Linked DNA regions of Homo sapiens: regions 1 and 3 are each linked to region 2. Evidence: read pairs that join two places in POLR2A ChIA-PET (ENCODE). Cell type or tissue: MCF 10A. All regions are shown on one strand.

Region 1 (2,500 bases), 330 kb before region 2:
CAAGCTTCGTTTCCCCCAAAGGCCCTGGAACGCTCCGACAGACCTTGTCACTGGCCACCGGGCCCCAGAAGTCCACCCTGGACCCTCTGTCCTCCCTGGGTCCCGGCAATGCAGCGTCCACCCCCGAGCTGTGACAAGGATGAGCCCAAGGCAGGGGCCGTGCCCTCTGACCCCCGTGCTCCAACTCCCGCAGGGACAGTCCTGGGCACTCCTGGGCGCCAGCGCATGGGGCCTGCAGGGAGGATCAAGCGGGATGCCCAGCCTGGACTTTGGGGTGCAGGAAGATGGAACCGGGGTCCCCACCTTCTTGGGCCTCCCTGAGCAGCCCAGAGCCCTGTCCCTCCCCTGTGCCTAGAGGGTGGCCTGTGCCAAAGCTCCCAGCAGCCTAGGACACGCACGGTTCCGACTCCACCGTCTCCCTCTCGGCCAGGTAGTTGTGGGGCACATAGCCCTGGGCCACGGCCCCACCCGCCTCGTCCAGCAGCGTGGCCCACCACCACTGCTCCTCCTTCCTGGCCACGTGGAAGACGTCCCCCGCGCGGAAGCTCAGCTCCTCGTCCGTCCGGGACTTGAAGTCCCAGAGGCCCACATACTTGGGGCCCAGGTGAGCCTGGTCCCGGGACACCATGGCGGGCGGGCGCAGCGGCAGGACCAGGCTGTGGCCCAGCTGGAGCACCCAGAGCTGGGCGTGGCAGGCGGGCCGTCCCACTTCCTCATGACAGGCCGGGAAGCAGCCACACCCAGCACCCACAGGCGCTCCAGAGCACCCCGGCTCCTCCTGAGGGCCCAGCCGGCCCCACAAGTCCTCAGGCCCACTGGGGCCCATCTGAGCACTTAGCGCCCGCACTATGGGAACCCACTGGGCAAGCACCGCCAGGGCCGGCCTGAGCGCAGGAGAGGGGGAGGAGGACCTCCCGGTTGGGGCTTCTTGGGGGTCCAACTTATGGACACTCAGGCACTCAGGGAAGCCAACGGCCCTCTGGGAACAAGCCTCGCAGCCTGAGGGCAGGAAGGTGAGGGCTGCAGGCGCTGCCTTCCCAACCCTCAGAGCTGCGGGGGCACAGGTGGGGGCCGCCTCTCTCCCCGCTTCCGGCAGCTTCCCCTCCACCCGTCGGTGCCCTCACCCAGCCCCAGACTCCACCCCTGAGCACAGGGCCCAATGTCAGGAGCTGCTGTGGGCAGGCGTCCTGAGAGCGGCCTCATGGGCAGGCCCGCCCTCGGGTAAGGGCCAAGCAGGGAAGAGGGAGTGGAATCAGGGCAGCGACAGCTGTGTGGGTCGGCCCGGAGGACTTCCCGGAAGAGGAGGGCCCGAGGGTTTTGGGGGATCCCCGGGGAGGCAGAGCCAGGGGCACCCACGGCTGAAGAAACGGGCACTGCCTTCCTCCACACGGACGCCAGGGGGCAGGCAAGGACCGTGAGTGCGGCCTGGAAGCGCCCATGGCGCTGGGGCCCAAGGCCACAGGTCCCTCCCAGGCAGCCCCTCCCGCCTCCAGCCTCTGCCTCCTCCTGTCCAGCCCGCAGGACCCCTGCCCCCTTCCAGCTGGCCTCCCTTCTCCCGACTCATGCCTGAGTGAGCCCTGCCGTGACCCCCACCTGCACCCGACGGCCGCCTGCCCCCCAGCCCCTGAGACTCGGGACACCCCCTCCCTGGAGGCCCCTCCCCGCCCCACCCTCCCACTGACCCTACTGTGTCCACCCGGGAGCTCCAACCCAGGGACCTGGACTGGCAGCCACAAGGGGGCAGGAAGGGGCGGGAAGGGAAATTCAAAGTCTGCAAGGGGTGGTAAGGAAAGTCCCTAAACTGCGTATTTCAACTTTTATTTTTATTGCAAAGAGAAATAATGGCACCTTCCACTCATTGTTTTGAGATTAAGAACAATAATCTGGATTATTTAACAGGCTCATAGATTTCTGGGCAGCCCAGCTCAGCGCTGACCAAGGTGGGGAGGGGCAGCGGGGTGCCGGCCTGGGCAGTGTCCCTCAGGCCCTCCCAGCTCTGTCTGGGGTCGGTTGGGGAGGATGCAGGGGGAGGGGTGGGGGGTGGGGAATGCGGAAGGAGGGTGCCGGGGCACCTGGCCGGGCAGCGTCCCTCAGAGCCCGGCCAGACTCTGGGCCCGTGAGTCTATGTCCAGGAAGCCTCGAGTATCCCTGAGTTCGGACGTGCAGGACTTTCAGTCTAAGCCACACCAGGAGGCAGGAACGTCCCCAGCCCCTCCCAGATACCCAGGAGCACCAAACCTGTTCAGCTGGTGGCTGGCGAGATGCCTAGGAGGGCACAGGTGCCACAGACACACCTGGTCCCCTTAATCCCAGTGGCGGCTGCAGAGAGCACAGAGGGCGAGGCCTTCTGTGCCAGAGGAGCCCCCAGGCTGCTGTGCTGGGGACCTGCCAGAACTGGAAGCTCAGCTCAAGGCCTCAGTGGGCCCAGGTACCAGAACCAGCCCCTCCCCTAGGTTCTCCCATGCAGATGGAGCTGGGCAGGTGGCCAGGGTCCCAAAGG
Region 2 (2,500 bases):
ATCAGATCCTAAAGGGCTTGAATACCGTTTAAGGCTTTTCTTCCGGGAGCAAGTAGGAGCCAAAGAAGGGAAGTTGCGGGACTTGTTTTCGTGGGGCCAGTTGCCTGGTGGTTACGCGCCTCTCCTCTGAAGTCAGGCATCCTGTTCCAGAGTATCCTGGTTGCGCTTCAACTTGCGGAGTGACCTGGGGCAAGTGACTTTAACCTCAGCTTCCTCATCTGTGGAGTGGGGAGGGCGCAGCGCTGGTCGCCCTGAACAGGAAGTGAGACAACCTCGGGGTGCACACGCGCAGGCCCGAGCCGCAGGGTCCACGCCCGAGGCGAGGCGGCAGCGGCGCCTGCAGGGCGAGGGGACGAATCGCGATCTTTTTCAGAGTAACCCGCGTACAATAAAAAGTCCCCATGAAAAGGACAAACTAGCCAGGCGTGAGGGGCGGTGGCTCACGCCTGTAATCCCAGCACTTTAGGAGGCCGAGGCGGGTGGATCACCTAAGGTCAGGAGTTCTAGACCAGCCTGGCCAAGGTGGCGAAACCCCCGTCTCTACTACAAATACGAAAATTAGCCGGACGTGTTGGCGCGCGCCTGTAATTCCAGCTACTCGGGAGGCTGAGGCTGGAGAATCGCTTGAACCCGGAGGGCAGAGATTGGAGTGAGCTGAGATCGCGCCATGGCACTCCAGCCTGGGCAACAAGAGTGAAACTCCGTCTCAAAAACAAACAAAAAAGGACCAACTAAAAAAAGAATATAAATACAATAAATAACAGGACTTACGGGGGCAGGCTGACCCCTAAAGTAAGGGGTCGGGCTGGAAAGGATCTCAAGGGGTCAGAGTTTGAGCCGCCGAGGCGCGCGAGCCCCAGCACTCCTAGGCAGCTGCATCCGCCCCGGAAGATCCCCTGGGGCCCTGCGCTGGCTTTCCACAGCGCCATGTTGGACGGTCCTCCCACTTCCCACCTTCCCAGTCCTCCCGCTACTCTGACCGTTCTACCTGTGATTCTCGCTGGTGGAGTCAACCTGGAATGGATTCCCGCCGAACCACGCCTCCCTTTCCTGGTTCGCCCGCAGTTTCGGCCTATCAGGTTGAGTCGGGTAAACCAGGACGGGCCAAGCGGCACTCTCATTGGATATCACTGGTGGGGGCGGGAAGAAGGCGGAGCACGTGCCCGGGCGGAAGTAGCCGTCGCATCGCGGATTACGAAACGCCGCGGAGCTGAGGCAGTTCCGCTGGCTAGTGTGTACGCGGCGAGCTTCTCCCGGCGCCGCCCGCTCGGCTCCCATAGCGCCCGCGACAGCGGTCCGGACGCCGCCCGAACATGGACTCCGCCGGCCAAGGTACCTGCCGGGCCCGGCCCCTTCGCCGCAGATGGGCCCAGGCTGCCCGTTGTTCTCCGTCTCCCGGGGTCGCGTCTGCGACTCTCTGTCCTCTCGGTCTCGGTTCACCCACCCCGCGGCCCCTCTTCAGCTCCCGGGGCCACTGACCTCGAAGCTTATGATGGTCGTGGTGTGTTTTTTGCCCGCGGCCCAGACCGCTTCCTGGGCTCTCTCCAGCCGCCCTCCTGGTCTCCCCTGGGACCGTTCCGAGGTGTGGTTCCCTGGCGCCCGCCGTTGCTCCCGTAGTTTGGGTTCTGTCGCTCCCAGCAGGTCTCGCTTATGCCGCCCACCCCGTGCCCTGCTCTTGCTTGCTCTGCCACCCCCCGGTCCCTGCGCGGGGCCCTCGGGTTCACGCTGTCTGGCCCTGGACCCAGTCCGAGGTGTTGAGGGCGGCTCCCGAGCAGAGAAGGGGTCTTCGCGTTCAGCAGAGCTCCCCTTGGGCAGCAACTCTGCTCGGAGCTCAGCCTGCTTAGGGGTTGCCTCATGGAGAGGGGGTGGAGTGAGTCAGGGGCACACCCAGCATACCAGGCCTGTTTCCAGAACAGTCTCCCCAGAGCAGTATGAGATGGCCACTGAGGGGCGTGGAGCGAGCCCAGGAGATTAAAATCTTGAGAAGATGATAAAAGTCTGCCTTGCATTTTGGGGCTCTAGAGAGGGATGCTAAATTTCTTTCTTTCTTTCTTTCTTTCTTTATTTTTTTGAGACGGAGTCTTGCTCTGACGCCAGGCTGGAGTGCAGTGGCGCGATCTCAGCTCATTGCAACCTCGACCTCCCGGGTTCAAGCGATTCTGCTGCCTCAGCCTCCTGAGTAGCTGGGACTACAGGCACGCGCCACCAGGCCCAGCTAATTTTTGTATTTTTAGTAGAGGCAGGGTTTCACCATGTTGCCCAGGATGGTCTCGATCTCTTGACCTTGTGATCCGCCCGCCTCAGCCTCCCAAAGTGCTGGGATTACAGGCGTGAGCCACTGTGCCCGGCTACATATTAAGCTTTATAATTCCTAGGTGCTGCATTATTCTGGAGGGTGTTTTTTGTTTGTTTGTTTTTGTTTTTTTGAGATGGAGTCTCACTCTGTCGCCCAGGCTGGAGCGCAGTGGCTAGATCTCGGCTCACTGCAAGCTCCGCCTCC
Region 3 (2,500 bases), 160 kb before region 2:
GATCAGGATGCAGTACTCGTCCTTCTGAAACATGTACTTGTACAAGCCCGACAGCAGCGTGTACATCCTGCCCTGGGCACCCCAACATAGGTCAGTGTGCAGCCAGAAAGCACCTCCCCTCCCCCGGGCTTCTCCACGGTGGTCAGTGGCGCCCCACGTCCAGCCGACCGCTCAGGACGAGAGCCTGGGGGCCATTCCCGACTCCTCGTCCCTCTCCCACCCCGTCCCTCTGTAACTTCTCCCAGGTCAGCCGCCACTGTGTCCTGCTCACAGCAATGACTGCGACCTCTCCGCATACACATCGGTTCCGGCCCCTCCCCTGCTCGCGGGACTACCCAGCCGGGTGTTCACAGTGAGCTCAGCCGCGCTCCCGCCCTCCCCCGAGGCTTCGCTCCCACGCTTCACGCGCGCGGAACGGGGAACACACTCGCTGCAGCCCCGCCTGGGCCACGGCACCCTCGAGCGCCAGCCCCGCGCCCCACCCGGGAGCAGCGAGCCACCGGCGCGCTCCCCAGGAGCCCCTGCAGGCGCCGGGTAGGGACGCCCCATCACCCCATTTCTTAAAACGGGGACGGCCCTGGGGGGAGCGGACTACAGGGCGGGTGAGCAGCGGCGCGGCTGCTCCTGGAGTGCACCTGGAGGCGGCGCGCGGCTGGCAGGGAACGACTGCGAAGGAAGAACCTGGGTCGCGGCCCCCGGCTACGTCCGCCCCAAGCCGCCGCCGCCAGGTCTGAGGCTCCCCGACAAGCAGCCAAAGCTGGCTCCTGTCACACCCGCGTCCCACCTCGAGTCCTGGGCCGCCCCTCGGGCCTCGCGCCTCACCGCACAGCCTGCGGCCTACCTGCGTCCGCCGCGCCCTCGGAGCCGCTGCTGCTGACCCCCGCTGACCTCCGCTGACCCCGCGCTAACCCCGCGCGGCGCCTGACGGGACGCGGGCCGGCCTCAGGGAATGAGCTGAACCGCGTCCCAGCGGCCTCCGCGCTCCGCTTCCCGGCTGCCCCCGCGCGCCAAGCACTTCCGGAAGCGGCGGCGCTCGGGAGGAAGTGCCGATCGGCTGCTGGGGCGAAAAGGGGGCGCCGGGCCGCTCTAGCCGGTGAGGCCGGCGGGCTCTCTGTGGCTGCGGCTGGGAAACCGCGCGGAGGAGGTGCCCGGCCGGGGACCAGGTGGCCGCGGTTTGCGGGGACGCGGCCCTGGCCAGACAGAAGAGACGCCGGGCGGGGGGGCGCGGCCGGCCTGGAAGGCGGCGGGCGCGGCGGGTGGGCTCGGCGGAGGGTGAGGCGGCGGGGCGCCCCGCGGGGAAGGGGCTCCGGAGTGACGCGGGACCCGGCTAGCGGCGAGCCCACGGCGGCTCGGAAGGGAAGCGCGGAGCCTGAGCGGGGGTACCCGGGCTGCGACCTCTGCGCTGGGAGCTGTGCCTCTGAGCCGGTGTCTCCCCGAGGGAAAGGGGACGTGCCCGTGCCCGTGCCCGCCCTCAGGCTGTGGGGTCGGTCCCGAGACGCGGGGCTCAGCTGGCTTCTCTTCTTGCAGCCCTGGTCCAGCGCCTCCCTCTCTCAGCATGGACGAGGAGAGCCTGGAGTCGGCCTTGCAGACCTACCGTGCGCAGCTGCAGCAGGTGGAGCTGGCCTTGGGCGCCGGCCTGGATTCGTCTGAGCAGGCTGACCTGCGCCAGCTGCAGGGGGACCTGAAGGAGCTCATCGAGCTCACCGAGGCCAGCCTGGTGTCTGTCAGGAAGAGCAGCTTGTTGGCCGCGCTGGACGAAGAGCGCCCGGGCCGCCAGGAAGATGCTGAGTACCAGGCTTTCCGGGAGGCCATCACTGAGGCGGTGGAGGCACCAGCAGCGGCCCGTGGGTCCGGATCAGAGACCGTTCCTAAAGCAGAGGCGGGGCCAGAATCTGCGGCAGGTGGGCAGGAGGAGGAAGAGGGAGAGGACGAGGAAGAGCTGAGTGGGACAAAGGTGAGCGCGCCCTACTACAGCTCCTGGGGCACTCTGGAGTATCACAACGCCATGGTGGTGGGAACGGAAGAGGCGGAGGATGGCTCGGCGGGTGTCCGTGTGCTTTACCTGTACCCCACTCACAAGTCTCTGAAGCCGTGCCCGTTCTTCCTGGAGGGAAAGTGCCGCTTTAAGGAGAACTGCAGGTAAAGCCCTTTGTTGTCAGATGCCAACCTTAGGGGCGTAAGGGGCACGCACACAGGGTCGGGTCAGGATCGGCCCTCCCTTTGCTTTGCAGTTTTGTCTCAGCTTCCTGGGGCAGGCGTGCTTTGACAGCTGTGTCTGTGTTCAGGCGTCTACGTCTTCCTTCTGGGGTGAATCAAGAAGCATGGAAGGAGGCCAGGCGCGGTGGCTCACGCCTGTAATCCCAGCACTTTAGGAAGCCGAGGCGGGCAGATCACCTGAGGTCAGGAGTTCAAGACCACGCTGGTCAACATGGTGAAACCCCATCTCCTTAAAAACACAAAAATGAACCGGTCGTGGTGGCGCGCACCTGTGGTCCTGGCT

The links. ChIA-PET counts read pairs that join two places held together with the same protein. Peaks named below come from ENCODE experiments on the same cell type or tissue, not always from the same donor. Only the 100,000 strongest peaks of a DNase experiment are listed, where the experiment ranks them.
Region 1: POLR2A ChIA-PET joins it to region 2 with 39 read pairs; 20 of 35 experiments call an interaction of 5 or more read pairs at or near these places.
Region 3: POLR2A ChIA-PET joins it to region 2 with 72 read pairs; 22 of 35 experiments call an interaction of 5 or more read pairs at or near these places.

What each region holds. Positions count from the first base shown.
Region 1 is chr20:63,536,687-63,539,186 of GRCh38, forward strand. PTK6 (protein tyrosine kinase 6) reads right to left here and starts at 690. Exons shown (of 8, transcript NM_005975.4): 1 at 399-690. The coding sequence starts at 628. SRMS (src-related kinase lacking C-terminal regulatory tyrosine and N-terminal myristylation sites) reads right to left here. Exons shown (of 8, transcript NM_080823.4): 8 at 1,803-2,500. RefSeq lists an enhancer at 789-878 and silencers at 999-1,148, 1,479-1,748. In MCF 10A, a CTCF peak has its summit at 1,384 (motif pointing right); DNase peaks (open chromatin) are centred at 725 and 1,265.
Region 2 is chr20:63,864,053-63,866,552 of GRCh38, forward strand. TPD52L2 (TPD52 like 2) reads left to right here and starts at 1,218. Exons shown (of 7, transcript NM_003288.4): 1 at 1,218-1,332. The coding sequence starts at 1,314. It overlaps ABHD16B-AS1 (ABHD16B antisense RNA 1), which reads right to left and starts at 1,021. Exons shown (of 2, transcript NR_165314.1): 1 at 772-1,021; 2 at 1-218. RefSeq lists enhancers at 1-175, 269-1,468, 508-1,228, 1,950-2,500 and a silencer at 636-685. In MCF 10A, a CTCF peak has its summit at 355; DNase peaks (open chromatin) are centred at 309, 1,079 and 1,879.
Region 3 is chr20:63,707,026-63,709,525 of GRCh38, forward strand. It overlaps ARFRP1 (ARF related protein 1), which reads right to left and starts at 951. Exons shown (of 8, transcript NM_001267547.3): 1 at 842-951; 2 at 1-72. The coding sequence starts at 66. ZGPAT (zinc finger CCCH-type and G-patch domain containing) reads left to right here and starts at 1,014. Exons shown (of 7, transcript NM_181485.3): 1 at 1,014-1,093; 2 at 1,528-2,139. The coding sequence starts at 1,556. RefSeq lists enhancers at 17-76, 939-1,899 and silencers at 227-276, 367-606, 1,027-1,086, 1,127-1,286. In MCF 10A, no CTCF peak of the experiment used is centred here; a DNase peak (open chromatin) is centred at 946.